Regions from separate parts of the Mus musculus genome. Here all the other regions are linked to region 1. Evidence: chromatin contacts called from ENCODE Hi-C or POLR2A ChIA-PET data. All regions are on one chromosome and are shown on one strand. Each heading gives the region's core, a stretch centred on a gene start or an enhancer-like site at or near the end of the contact. The rest is flanking DNA. Distances are from core to core; before and after follow the strand shown. Region 1 holds the start of Loxl1 (lysyl oxidase-like 1). Region 2 holds the start of 4930461G14Rik (RIKEN cDNA 4930461G14 gene). Region 3 holds the start of Cd276 (CD276 antigen).

Region 1 (4,190 bases), core at 883-3,382:
ACTGCAGCATCTCTAGAAGCATTTTTTTTTTTTTTTTGGTTTTTCGAGACAGGGTTTCTCTGTATAGCCCTGGCTGTCCTGGAACTCAGTTTGTAGATCAGGCTGGCCTCGAACTCAGAAATCCACCTGCCTCTGCCTCCCGAGTGCTGGGATTAAAGGCGTGCGCCACCACGCCCGGCTCTAGAAGCATTCTTAAGGCCTCTTGACCCTGAAGGTCCAAGACTCCCATGATCCTTTGCCTCACTTTGTGCACAGGCATAGGGGAAATTTCTAAAAGTGTTAAGAGATTCCCTGGGAGAGGGAGAAGCAAGGGAGCAAGACTTTCCCCACTCGTCCCTAGATGACCCCAGCTAGATCTGCAAAGTACTTAAAACTTGGCTAGTCCTTCCACTATTCTCCCCAAGCCAGAGTCAAAACACAGGCCTACCAGATAGGCCTTTGACCCAGATGGATAATAGTTGGATTCAGGAGGAGAGGCACGCAGGGGCTGCATGGTCCTTGTTAAGCCACCACTGGAAGGCCTTTGATAAGAAACAAACAGGGTCCGCACCAGCAATTCACCAGTGGCCAAAATGTCGAGCCAAGGCGCTCGTGGATTGTACTCACCGCGACCATTCTGGTTGGGTCGGTACACACTACCCACGCTGAGACGGCCCTGCTGGGCGCCGTTCCGCTCCCCACCCTGGGAGGGCGCATCAGAGCTTCGCACGGGCAAGTAAGGTGGCTCCAGCACGCGGAATGGGGGCTGTGGCTCCACCGCACGCGGAGGGACGTAGGCCTCCGGTGGCACATTGGCTGCATAGGGCGGGTACCAGCCGAGGCGAGGATCGCCAGCGCCACCGTAGGTGCCACCGGCCCCCGCGGGGGCCTGCGACACGTCGGTGCTGGGATCAGGGTAGGCCTGCTCGAATCCCGGGGTGCCTTCATTGTACAGGCTGTGCGAGTAACGACGGTCAAGGCCGTCGGAAGGTTGGGGCTGAGGCTGCGGCTGGGGCTGGGGCTGGGGTTGGGGCTGGGGCACATAGGGCCTCTCTGGGGCTGGGTAAAAGCCCTGGGCCGGGTACTCGGGCTGCTCCTCGCCTCCTCCACCTCCGTAGTCCTCGTAACGCGCCCGGGGCTGGAAGGGATAGATGACCCCAGCCGAGGCTACAGCCGCTGCCCCCGCGCCCATGCCGCCGCCCGCACCACGGTAGTACACGTAGCCCTGTTCGTAGGTCCGTGACGCGGGATCGTAGTTCTCATACTGGTTTACGAAGGGCGCCTGCGGATAGGGGAACTGCTGCGGGTAGGAGGATGGCTGGCGATAGGTGGTGGCGAAGGCCGAGGCCGAAACCGAGGAGGAGGCGGAGCCCCCGTGCCGTTGCTGGGAGACGGAGGTGCGGGCCCGAGCCATGCCGGTACTGTCCCCGACGGCCACCTCTCTCCAGTTGTCGGGCACCTGGCCGAAGCCGAACGGGTGCCGCGTTTGGCCGCGCACAGTGTCCGAACCCACGCGTCCGGGCAGGGGCAGGGACGGCGCCTGCCGACGCCGGGGTCCCCCCTGACTGCGCCGCTGCGACGTTTGGGGCGCGCCTGCCAGTAGAACCCTGGAGCTAGTCTCCCCTCGTTGGGGCCCCGCGGGCACGTACTCAGAGCCCGAGTTGAGCAAGCTGTACACCTGCCCGTTGTTCTCCCACTGGATCAGCTGCCGCCAGCGTCCTGGGTCCGAGCCCTGTCCTGGCTGCGCTTGCTGCCCGTGCACCAGGACGCACAGGCAGGCACTCCACACCAGGGTCCTCAGCTGGCTGCCGGCTCCGGCCAGAGCCATAGTGGCCCTTCTGCAGAGGCCGGGTGGGCAGAGAGTGGGCCTCGGTGCGTGCTTCTCTTCCCACGGCCTCGAGGACAGGATGGCTCTTCGCCTGCCCAAGCTCTAGCTTTGTCCATCCTGGCCTTGTCCCGAGCGGGACGGCTCCTCCGATGACAGCATTTCGAGGCCAAGGGGTCAGGGCAGGGCAGGGGCGGTGCCCAGGGCTGCACGAGGCTTTCCGTAGGGCACGGGACGGGCAGGACCTCCTGGGGCCCTTACATGGCCAGCCCCACACTGGCTGGCTGCTCGCTAGGCTGGCGCTTTCCCACTCTGAATGAATAAGCAACAGGCTGAAAGTGTCTGGAGGTTTCAGAAACCTGGTCCGCCTGCTGGGGCCTCCTCCGCGGGGCCCTACGGCCCGCCGGGTTTTAGCTATGTGGCCTGTCCCACAGATCAGTGCTCCCTTAGTCCTGTAGCTTCCAGCCAAGCCACAGACCTGCCTGGGAGGAAGGGAATGAGGTAGGGCGGAGGAGGGGGCCCCTGGGGACTCAGGCCTGGTAAGTGGGGTTTCTGGCAAACATAGCAGGATTAAGATGTGGGCACTACCCTGCTGGTTCCACTCAGTCCTGGACACAGGTTTTTTTTTTTTTTAATTCCACTTTCTTCGTTGACTTCACCTCTTCCTAGGGTTCTTGGGGTGCCTTCTCCCTTCTCCAAAGCTAGTGCTAAGAGACATCCTGGTTGGTGAGACTCCCTGGGGAGATGCCCACCTCTGGCTGGGGCCACCCTGTAATTCTGCATCCTGAAGACATTGGGCGTTTGGTCCTGAGTACAAAGACACTGAACCTTCAGCTCTTCTACCAGGTCTCAGTCTACAGGCTTGGGAACTAGGATAGGTATGTCTCTCTGCTGAAGGGGACTTGGGAGCTCAGGGCAGATGCTGACATCACGTACCCCCCACCCCCTCCAGTGGCTTCTGCCCTGTGCTTCCTGAGTTGATAGCCAGAAATAATCGGAGTCTAAACATGAATAAGAAGAACCCAGCCGGTGGCAGCCTTGGATATGAGATATGCCATTGTGAGGCAAGGGGAACCTTTAACATAAAGCAGAGAGAGGGAGGCCTTGGGAGAGCCGTGGCCTGGGAATCGCATGCTCCTTCCCAACTCTGAGTTAGTGGACACATTGATCACTGGGGGATTATTCCACAGAACTCCATCTGTTCTGGCCGATTCTCTGTTCCCTCCGGGGATGTCAGGGCTAAGAAGAAAGGTAAATTTTAACTTTTACTTGGTACCTAAGAGGTTACCCTCTAAATGCTGTTCTCCAGGCTTCCCCTAGGCTGTCTTCTGTTTGGCCTTGGGAGCTGGAGGGCAAAGATTACCCCCTGAGACTTATAAACAAGACAGGAAGGATCTGTCCTCAATGCTGGATGACTCTGTTTTGTAAACTCCTGGGCCCCGTTTAAGGAGGAAACAGCCAGAATGATGCTCTTTGGGAACCAGGACCCCTCTGCCCTCCATCCTTACCAGGAAGCATCTATCAACCCACCAAACTGTGGGTTTCAGGACTGATACTTCACATATGTGTCTTGGGACACTGGATATCTTCCCCCCCCCCCCCCCCGAGACAGGGTTTCTCTGTAGCCCTGGCTGTCCTGGAACTCACTTTGTAGACCAGGCTGGCCTTGAACTCAGAAATCCACCTGCCTCTGCCTCCCAAGTGCTAGGATTAAAGGCATGCGCCACCACACCTGGCTGACACTAGATATCTTAATCTAGCCAGAAAATTGGGGGCTTGCAATAGCACTCTTGCCCGTGATATCGTAGATCCAGTGTAATGTCTGGATTCCTACAATAGTGACTGATTAGGCTGAAGACTAGCAAGTCTTGGTTCAATTGAAGCCTGGGACCTGGAGGGTTAAGCCTTCCCTCCCTCCTGCTCCCCCCCCCCCCCAGTGTTGGCCTCAGCTGCTTAGAATCCCTGGGGTCCCGTAGGTCTTTCCAGCTAGCCAGATGGGCAGCAGAGGAGAAGTGGAAACAGGCCTTAGGGTACCTTGGGCTTGGAGGGGAAGGAAGGAAGAATTGAGGGAGGATATGGGATGGGTTTGAGGTGGGAAGGGGGTTAACAGGAGCCCCTCTGGCTGGCAGGATGGGGTAGGGGGACAGGGATCAAGCACCACTGCTGCCTCAGGGTCTTGGGGTGGGGAGATCAGGGCACAGGCCATGGTTTTCAGCGCTCTGCTGGGAGCCAGCACTTGGCATGAAACCCTAGCTGGAGTTGGCCCTGCTTCTTTTTTCTTTTTTCTTAATAAGGTCGAATCAGAGTGAGTCAGAAGAGCCAAGTTTCCTGTTAGACTGTGTTTGAATAAACTGCTCTGAACAGAGCTTGGGCCTCTACACAGACT
Region 2 (3,810 bases), core at 483-2,982, 140 kb after region 1:
TTTCTGGTTTAATGTGCACAATACAATTACGGCAAAATGAGCTTCCCATCAAACCCCAATGACTTCCTTCCCTCAGCCTACCCCAGCACCACCAGCCGGGTAGTGCTTCCTCCTCTTAGGCTATGGAGATAAATTCCAGGACATGACTTCCTGAATAAGTATCCCTCTCCCCCCACCTCCCAGAACCCTACACATAACCGCTCCAGAGCCAGGGTGGGCTTTTATAGGACAGGAGTCAGGTCAGAGCTGAACAAAAGAGGAGTACCCCAGCCTGGAGCTTGCTTAGCTCACTGTCTCTACAAGGCTCTTCTCTAGTCTCTACTAAGTCCAGGATGGGGTGGAAAATTCAAGAAGGAGTTGAGAGAGTGTGCAACCTAGCCATTGCCAAGGTGGAGGGGGAAGTCCATTCAGAAGTCATCTGAGGAGTATTAGATTTTAGGCAGAAAGAGAAGAGAGGGAGGAGGAGAGGCTGAGTCACACTGTCCTGTAGGGTAGAGCCTTATCAGTGCTGCAGATGCCACTGGGGGACAGAGTCTGAGAGAGTTTCCATCTCATCAGCCAAGGAACATGTCTCCTTTTGAAGGTGTCTGGGGGTGGAAGGTCTTGCATCTCAAGGAAGCAGGCTTAGTTAATATGTCTGGGCTTCGTAGCAGAGGTGGGGGAGCAGGGCATTTGTGACTGAGGCTTCACGGGGAAGATCACTCTCCCATGATGCTTGGCTAATGTGTGACTCATGTGAACTGACGATAGTCTGGCTGCCTTTGATCTGAGCTGGGATGTGGCTTAGAGCCTGATTACCTAGAGGTCTGGCTGCTCTTGAATAGAAGTATACATGCTCTCTCCAAAACCACGCAGCCCCCCAAAGGCAGGAGGCAGTGACCCACCAGCCACATTCCCCATACCTTGGTAGGAGACGGGTGTCAAATGCAATGCTGGTACCCTGCCTATCTAGGCTGAAGTCACTTTTGAGTCAAGTTTTCCTTGGCCTTAGTCAAGGCCCTGAGGTACAAAGTGACCTGTCTTAGGACGCTCTGGAGGAGACACTGCCAGCACAGATGGGAGAGTGAAGCCAAGGTGTGGAGCTTCATGATGCCAAGAGCTCATGACACTTTTGCTTCAGTGCCCCCTTCAGTGCCCAGAGCCTTCTCCACTGGAACCATCCCTTTTAGTCAATGGCTCATCCTGGAAACATTCTCGAAGCTGATTACCAGGCCCAATAATGTAAGACTCTGGTGAGAGATTTCCCCCCCACACACACCTTTGCCCCCAACACACACACAGTGAACAACGCTGAGCCGGGAATCGTTGCAAAAACAAGAGGAATTTTATTGTTCCAGCATGCTGGGGTCACCCTGCACAAGAAGAAGAGAGAACAAGGACTCTGCACAGCCCATTCGGTAAGTTTTTATACAGTTTTCAGAGCCGCAGCCATTGCGCACATTGTGATTGGCAGAACAGTGCGACTTTTAAACTGATTGGTCTTTAGGGAATGAGGTGGCAAGGACTTCCCTTGTCTATAGGTGGCCAATGGTCACAGAATGTGTCTATGTGCTCAGGACTTCCCATACCCGCAAGTGGCTGATGGTTGGTTCCTCCCTCCCCCCACCTTGTCTGAGGAATGTAATTAGCCCCTCCCTTCCGGAGGGGGTGGTGCCTAAGTCCTCTATGACCTTTCTCTTCCAGGAGAGGAGATGGAATTTTCCAAAGTTCCTGAGTTGACCTCTTCAGTGCCAGGCATTGGCATTGTGGAGATGAACTAGGCAGGTACTCTCCCTCAAGTACTTCCCAGCCCAGAAGGGGACAGGACCACACCTGAGGACTATCCTAAAGATCTGAACAGTGGAGACAGAATGAAGAGAGCTTGCTTGGACAGCTTTATGTAGCAGAGCTGGTACAAGTGACTTAGGCCTTGAAGGGTGAGTAGTTCATTGAGTTAAAACAGGTATTGTCCAGGTCTGGATAAAAGGGGAGAGGGCAATGATAAGACAACAGAAAAATGAAATGGGGCTTCAGTGGGGGAATATTTACAGGCCCAGAAACCCCAAACTGATGATCATAGGGTGATGTGACCTATGATCAAGGCCTATGTCCTACAGGTGTAGCCCTATACAACATCTGACTTTGGAGCCTGGCACCACAGTGGCAAGGTCTGGAGCACTTTGCCTTACTTTCTGGGCCTCACTGCTGCAGACGGAACAATGACGGACCCAGTGCTCTGAGCACACTCCCAAACACCCTGACTGGAGAGTAGGTGTGTGAATGGCAGCTATCACTGTCACGTGAATTATTACATTGATTTAGAAGGATCTGTTCAGTTCATAAACCCCAAATAATGGAGCCCAGCCAGTCATGAGACTTGCAGAACTATAGAGTCACTGGGGTAGAGCTGGTGCTGGTACTGGAGGCCGTGCTAAAAATGATCCCCGAGGTCTTAGTCCTGGCAGAGGAGAAACGCAGCAGGCTGGGCTGGGTAACTGTGTTGGCAATTTCCCCTTCAAAACCACCTGAACTGGAGCCCCATTCATTAGCATGAGAATGGCGCGCCGGCTGGGATCTGAGGGTCCAAAGGTATTTGTATTCGAAAGAGCTTCCTCTGTTCTTGGCTCAAAGTCACTGCGGCCTGAGCTGCGAGGCTGGGCGGGGATCCAACACACACTGCGGGTAGCCTGGGAAAGAGGGGAGTCCTACCCAAGTGGTTGCTCCGAGCCTCGGGACCACACTCAGAAATGCAGCCCAGAACACCTTCCCCATCCCAGCCCACCCGGAGCCATCCCTGTATTTGGGAAGCTCTCTTGTAAGTTCTTGAAATGTCTCCCCACCCCTCCAGCCTTTATTTCTTTTTAAATCCTGTGTGGAAGAAGGCAGGGGTTTGAGACCTGTGTGCCTCTCACAAAGGAACCTAGAGTTTTCAAAGGTGGAGAAGCACTGCCCAACGGGATTAGTAATAGTAACCATCATTACAGCTAGTGGTTGGGAGCTGCCCCTTGCCAGGCATCATGTTAGGAATTTTACATACATTATCCTCGGTGTGGCTCTCTTTTTAAAATTCATGCCACAATCCTGAGATGTGGTTTCAAGCCTCACTTTACTGATCAGGAAACTATGATGTGGAGGATAGTGTTAGCTTACCCAGGATTAAGAAAATAAATTTCCTATCTGGAGTATGGGCTACAGTATTAAGTTCCACACCTCCTGATTGCCCTTCCGGCTGCCCCTTTGGAAAGGAGTCCAGTGGAATGAAGGGATAGTTTGACAATTTCCCCTTCAGGTCCTCCCAGCTCAGGCTCCGGTCATCAGCATGAGAACCAGGTCTGAGCAGAAGACCCACCCTCATCTCTGGCCCTTCTCTATCAATCCTTCTCTGGGCACTCAGGTTTGTTTATCCCCCTAGGGATCTGCTGTGGAGCCCAGCATGATGGCATTTCTAAGGGAAAGGCAGGAAAGGCAGGGAGCAGAAAGATACCCGCCTAGTTTGTGTAGCACCCTGTGTCACCCTCAGGGAAGAACCCAGAATCCAGAATGGACCCCACAAGAATGTTCTTCACTTGTCTGCCCAACCTCTTCCTCTTGCCTAGTCCTTTTGTCATCTTCAAGCAGGCACCCCATTCTGTTCTCCCACCACCTCCGCTCTCCCTCCTTATCCTCACCAACAAGAATCCAAGAACACTCCAGTGCCTTAGCCACTCTGTAAAGTTCCCAAGTCTAGCCATACCGTTACTGACAACTTCATGGAGCCTCAGCTAGGTTACCATATGTTACCAAGAAAATGGGGTCCCCTCTCAGGATTCCTAGTTTCAATTATAAAAGAAT
Region 3 (4,090 bases), core at 1,015-3,514, 240 kb after region 1:
GAGCTTAAGGGGCCAGAAATGGGGAAGAGAACTGGGCTAAAAAAAAAAAATCCCAACTCGTCTCAGAAACTAGGCTTCTTCCCTTACAAGATGTCCTCTTGTAGCGAAGTCTGGAGTGCATGAGCAATACTCTGTAAGCAGGAAGAAGACACCACATATGCAGGACAGTACAGACCCCTGTAGACCAGTCATGGGACCAACAAACTCATCACTAGAGCTACTCTGTGCATGGGCAAACATTATCCCTCTTTATGGTTTCTTTGCCTCATGACACTTTGGGCAAAACGGATATTCACAGTGTTAACCTAAAGTGGTGATGTAGTATGCAAACTTCTTTCTTCTTTTCCTTTTGACTGAAGTCTCGTGTATCTCAGGCGAGCTTTGAACTATGTAGCCTTGGATGACTTCTGGTCCTCCTGCTTCTACCTCTAAACACTGAGGTTACCACCATGAGCCACTATGACCAGTTTGTGCATCGCTGGTGGCTGGTGATCCAATTCAGGATTCATGGGTGCTAGGCAAGCACTCTACTAACTGAGCTACCTTCCCAGCCACACAATGAAAATGGCACTGATATCAGGACCCTGTGTCAGCTAACGGTGATGTATTTGTAACACGGGGGAAGACGTCCACGGGCCACAGTTAACCAAGAGTTAGTGCTGAAGACTAAGAACACCAGCTACCAAAGAAAACACACACCTCCAAAATATTCCCATTCCCAAGCAAGGTGGAAGGGTAGACCACCACTCCATAGCCCTTAGCTCCCCAGCCCTCCACACCTGGCCTGCCCATCAGTCAACCAAGCCCATAAGACAGGTTTAGGTTTCAATTTCAAGTACAGATTTCAGATTCACCTATTTACAGGTCCCCAAACTACTCAGAATGTCGTTGTTGCTAAACAGTAGGAGTCCTAGGGACTTCTGGGAGGACAAAGGGAATGAGAAAGGAGGCTCAGTTAAATAAATAGCTCTCAAACTGTTCAGACACTTTCATTGGCATCTCAAACTGAAAGTAACTACTACACACTCAAAAAAAAAAAAAAAAGTCTTTGAGCTGGCCTGGTGGTGCATGCCTTTGTCCCAGCATCTGGGAGACATAGGCAGGTAGATTTATGTGAGTTCAAGGTCAGCCAAATCTATAGTGAGGTACTATCTTAAAAAAACAAAAATAAAAACAAAAACAAAAAACCCAAACTTTTTTTTTTAAGGATTTGGGTTTTAATTTAATCACTATTCATTTACAGATGGCCCACAATCAATTTGAAGGGAAATAATTTTTCACAATTAAGTAGGTGTCTCCCCGACACATACACAAAACCCCGGTCACGCACATACAAACTTCGGGTCTAATGTTTGCTTAATATTTCCCTTCAGTGATAAGCTCTCAGGTCTGAGTCACCCACCATACATTTCTCATTAGGACAGGTTTGGCTTGGAAATAAAACTCCCTTTCTGCCAGGCCACTGCCTCAAGCTCCGAAATCTGCGACTGGTTGACTGGGGCCTAGTAAGAAAGGGCCCTGGAGAGCCGGATTCAATTTTCTCGTCTCTATGTGCCACCCTGGTCCTCCAGCCTCTCCCTACCTTCCTTCAGACCTCCTCTCCATCCATCTCCATTTACCTAAGACAGCCCAAACTGTCCCATCCCATTTCCTCTTCAGTCTTTTATTTTTCGAAGGAGCCTTTAAAGCTATTCCCAGAACCTGTTCCCTCGTGCTCTTCTGCAGACCTGGTCCCTCTTCACCATTCAGATCCAAGAACAGGGGACCACCTAACCTCGTGCTCCCCTCCCCCGCAGTTTCCCCTTTCAGAGCTGGCATTCATGGTGTTTTCTTCCTCAAAGTCCGGAGAATGCCTCCCTTCCAGTCTTGGCTAGCAGCTTCCTTAAGCTTCAAGAACCATCAACCCAGTGACCTACCTGCCTGCATCCCTACTCCACACCCAGGGCCTGAATAATCAGTCACCCACCCCGTTTCGGGCCCCACAAGCCCCAGACTTGGGAGTCATCAGATCCCACAAATCCCAGCGGGTCTCAGCCCCCCGAGGAGGGAGCGGCCAAGCAGGGGTGCTCTCAGCTACTCCGGACCCTAGAGCCCCAGCGGTCATCGTGGATCAGGGTGCCGGTGCCCTGCGGGTAAGGGCCGCGGAGTTCCCAGCTCCTTGCACCCGGCGCCTTAGCGCGTGCAGTCCAGGCGCCGCCGCACACAAAGGTGGACCCAGCAGCCCACGCCGCCCCGCGCCACGCAAGCACTCACCGCGCCGCGCCGACTCCCGGGACTCGGGGACGCGGCGGGGCGCAGCCCAATCGCCGCCACTGTTGGTGCCGCCGCCGCCGCGAGGCCCGGCCAGACTGGGGCCGGGGGCGAGAGTGAGGGGCGGGACGGCCAGAGGAAGCTGGGGGCCCGGAAAAGCCGCCCGGGTGCGCCCCAGAGGCTGGATTGGCCCTGCGGCGAGATCCGAGGGTGAAGCCTGAGCCCGCCTGCTGGGCAGGGCCCGGGGTCTGGACCCGCCCCGACCCAGACCCTTGTTGGACCCCGACGGGGGAAGACCCAGTACTCTGAGGAGGAGGAGGAGGTGTTGGGCTACTCGCTGCCCATCCCCCACACGGATCCTAGCACTTCCAAGAGCCGAAGTTTCTTTTTCGGTGAGAGGGGACAGGTGACCGGCCACTGACCACTCCCACCCTCGGAACTGCTGGCTCCAAGCCCCGCTGCAATCCAGCTGTCCCCATTCAGTCCAGAATTTCTCCCCTCGACACCAGGCCAGCACCGCGGCTCGGAAAGGGTTAACTCGACAGCGAAGAATTCCGAGTTGCTGGGAGCTCTCTATAAATACAGTGTCGTGGGCGCCTGAGCCAACCACAGGGCAATTTCCACTGAGATGGTTTTCCTCGTTTTCTTACACCCACAGCAACCGGACTAACGCTGCTCTCAACCCTTTTATCCCAGCCGCATGCCAGCTGCTGGCTAGCCCAGGTTCTGTAGAGAAGAGTAAGCCTGGGTGCCCTCAACCCTGAACCCTTTCTTTGCCATCTATCTATCCCCATCCCCTTTCACTATGTCCTTAAAAAAAAAAAAAAAAAAAAATCTAGCTGCAGGCAGCGACAAGAGGAGGGCAAAGGATGATTAAGTCTGTCTGGAATTTGCCAACATCCCTTCACCTGTGTTTGTATCTGTCCATTACACAGACAGGAAACAGCAACAGCGTAGAGGGCCTTCTGTGGGCTCAAATGAAGGCAGCATGCTTTCCTCTCTGGCCTCCATAGATCTCCCAAGGGTCCCACCAGGTAGAAATTATTTCTGTTTTGCAGATGAAAAAAAAAAATTGAGACTCAAGGAAAGAAGGGACTCCAACCTTGCACTGCTTGCAGACTTAGCAACCAAGTGACAGCAGCTGTCAGAGAGAGCTTAGGAAATAATCGTGAATCCACACGGGTCTCGGCTTCTGCCAGCTACTATTTTAAGCTCTTCACAATTTATCTCTTTTAATCCCCCAAATTCAGTGAAGTGAGTGCTGTTACTCGCATTTTTGCAGATAAGGAGATTCAGACACAGGCTTTATAGTAGCTCACCCGAGGGCACCCAGCTCTTAGGGAGAGGCAGAACTATTCTATGTCCTTGAATTTGTGTGCTGAGATCAAATATAGCTATGTCTATGCTTCTAAATATAAATTTGGCATTAAAAAAAAAAAAAAAACCTGTATACATGGTCCTGCCCTTGAGCCAAGACTCTCATGTAGAGGTCAGAGGATAACCTTGGGTATTAATCCTTGACTTCCATCTTGCCTGAAACAGGATGTCTTTTTTTTTTTTTTTTTTTTTTTTTCTGCTGTGTCTACCAGGCTAGGTGTCCATGAGCTTCCCAACTCAACCGTGATGGGTGGTGAAGGGACACTTTACAATGCAGAGGCTTTTCTTATCCTTGCTCAAGAGCACAGTCCGAGAGGGAAGAAAATAATGAGCATTGGTTCTCAGTTCAAGGAGCTCTGACGCCCCCCAGGAAAGGGAAACAACTTGAACAAAGAGTGCATTATAGTGTGTCTCAAGGACCATTCAGCTGCGATTCAGTCAGTTGGCCACAGATATAGAAAGC

The links. A loop is a pair of places that touch in the nucleus more often than their neighbours do. ChIA-PET counts read pairs that join two places held with the same protein, here RNA polymerase II (POLR2A).
Region 2: a map of Patski shows a loop between it and region 1 (2.1-fold over the local background). The contact joins the promoter of 4930461G14Rik here to the promoter of Loxl1 in region 1. A Hi-C loop is called at or near these places in 1 of 37 maps with a recorded cell type or tissue (Patski). POLR2A ChIA-PET finds 5 or more read pairs at or near these places in 2 of 5 experiments (Patski and embryonic stem cell).
Region 3: POLR2A ChIA-PET joins it to region 1 with 11 read pairs in Patski. The contact joins the promoter of Cd276 here to the promoter of Loxl1 in region 1. POLR2A ChIA-PET finds 5 or more read pairs at or near these places in 2 of 5 experiments (Patski and embryonic stem cell).

Annotation. Positions count from the first base shown.
Region 1 is chr9:58,311,080-58,315,269 of GRCm38, forward strand. It overlaps Loxl1 (lysyl oxidase-like 1), which reads right to left and starts at 2,133. Exons shown (of 7, transcript NM_010729.3): 1 at 607-2,133. The coding sequence starts at 1,807.
Region 2 is chr9:58,453,441-58,457,250 of GRCm38, forward strand. 4930461G14Rik (RIKEN cDNA 4930461G14 gene) reads left to right here and starts at 1,733. Exons shown (of 3, transcript NR_040736.1): 1 at 1,733-1,916. It overlaps Gm32820 (a long non-coding RNA gene), which reads right to left. Exons shown (of 3, transcript XR_379493.4): 3 at 3,777-3,810.
Region 3 is chr9:58,552,769-58,556,858 of GRCm38, forward strand. Cd276 (CD276 antigen) reads right to left here and starts at 2,265. Exons shown (of 8, transcript NM_133983.4): 1 at 2,254-2,265.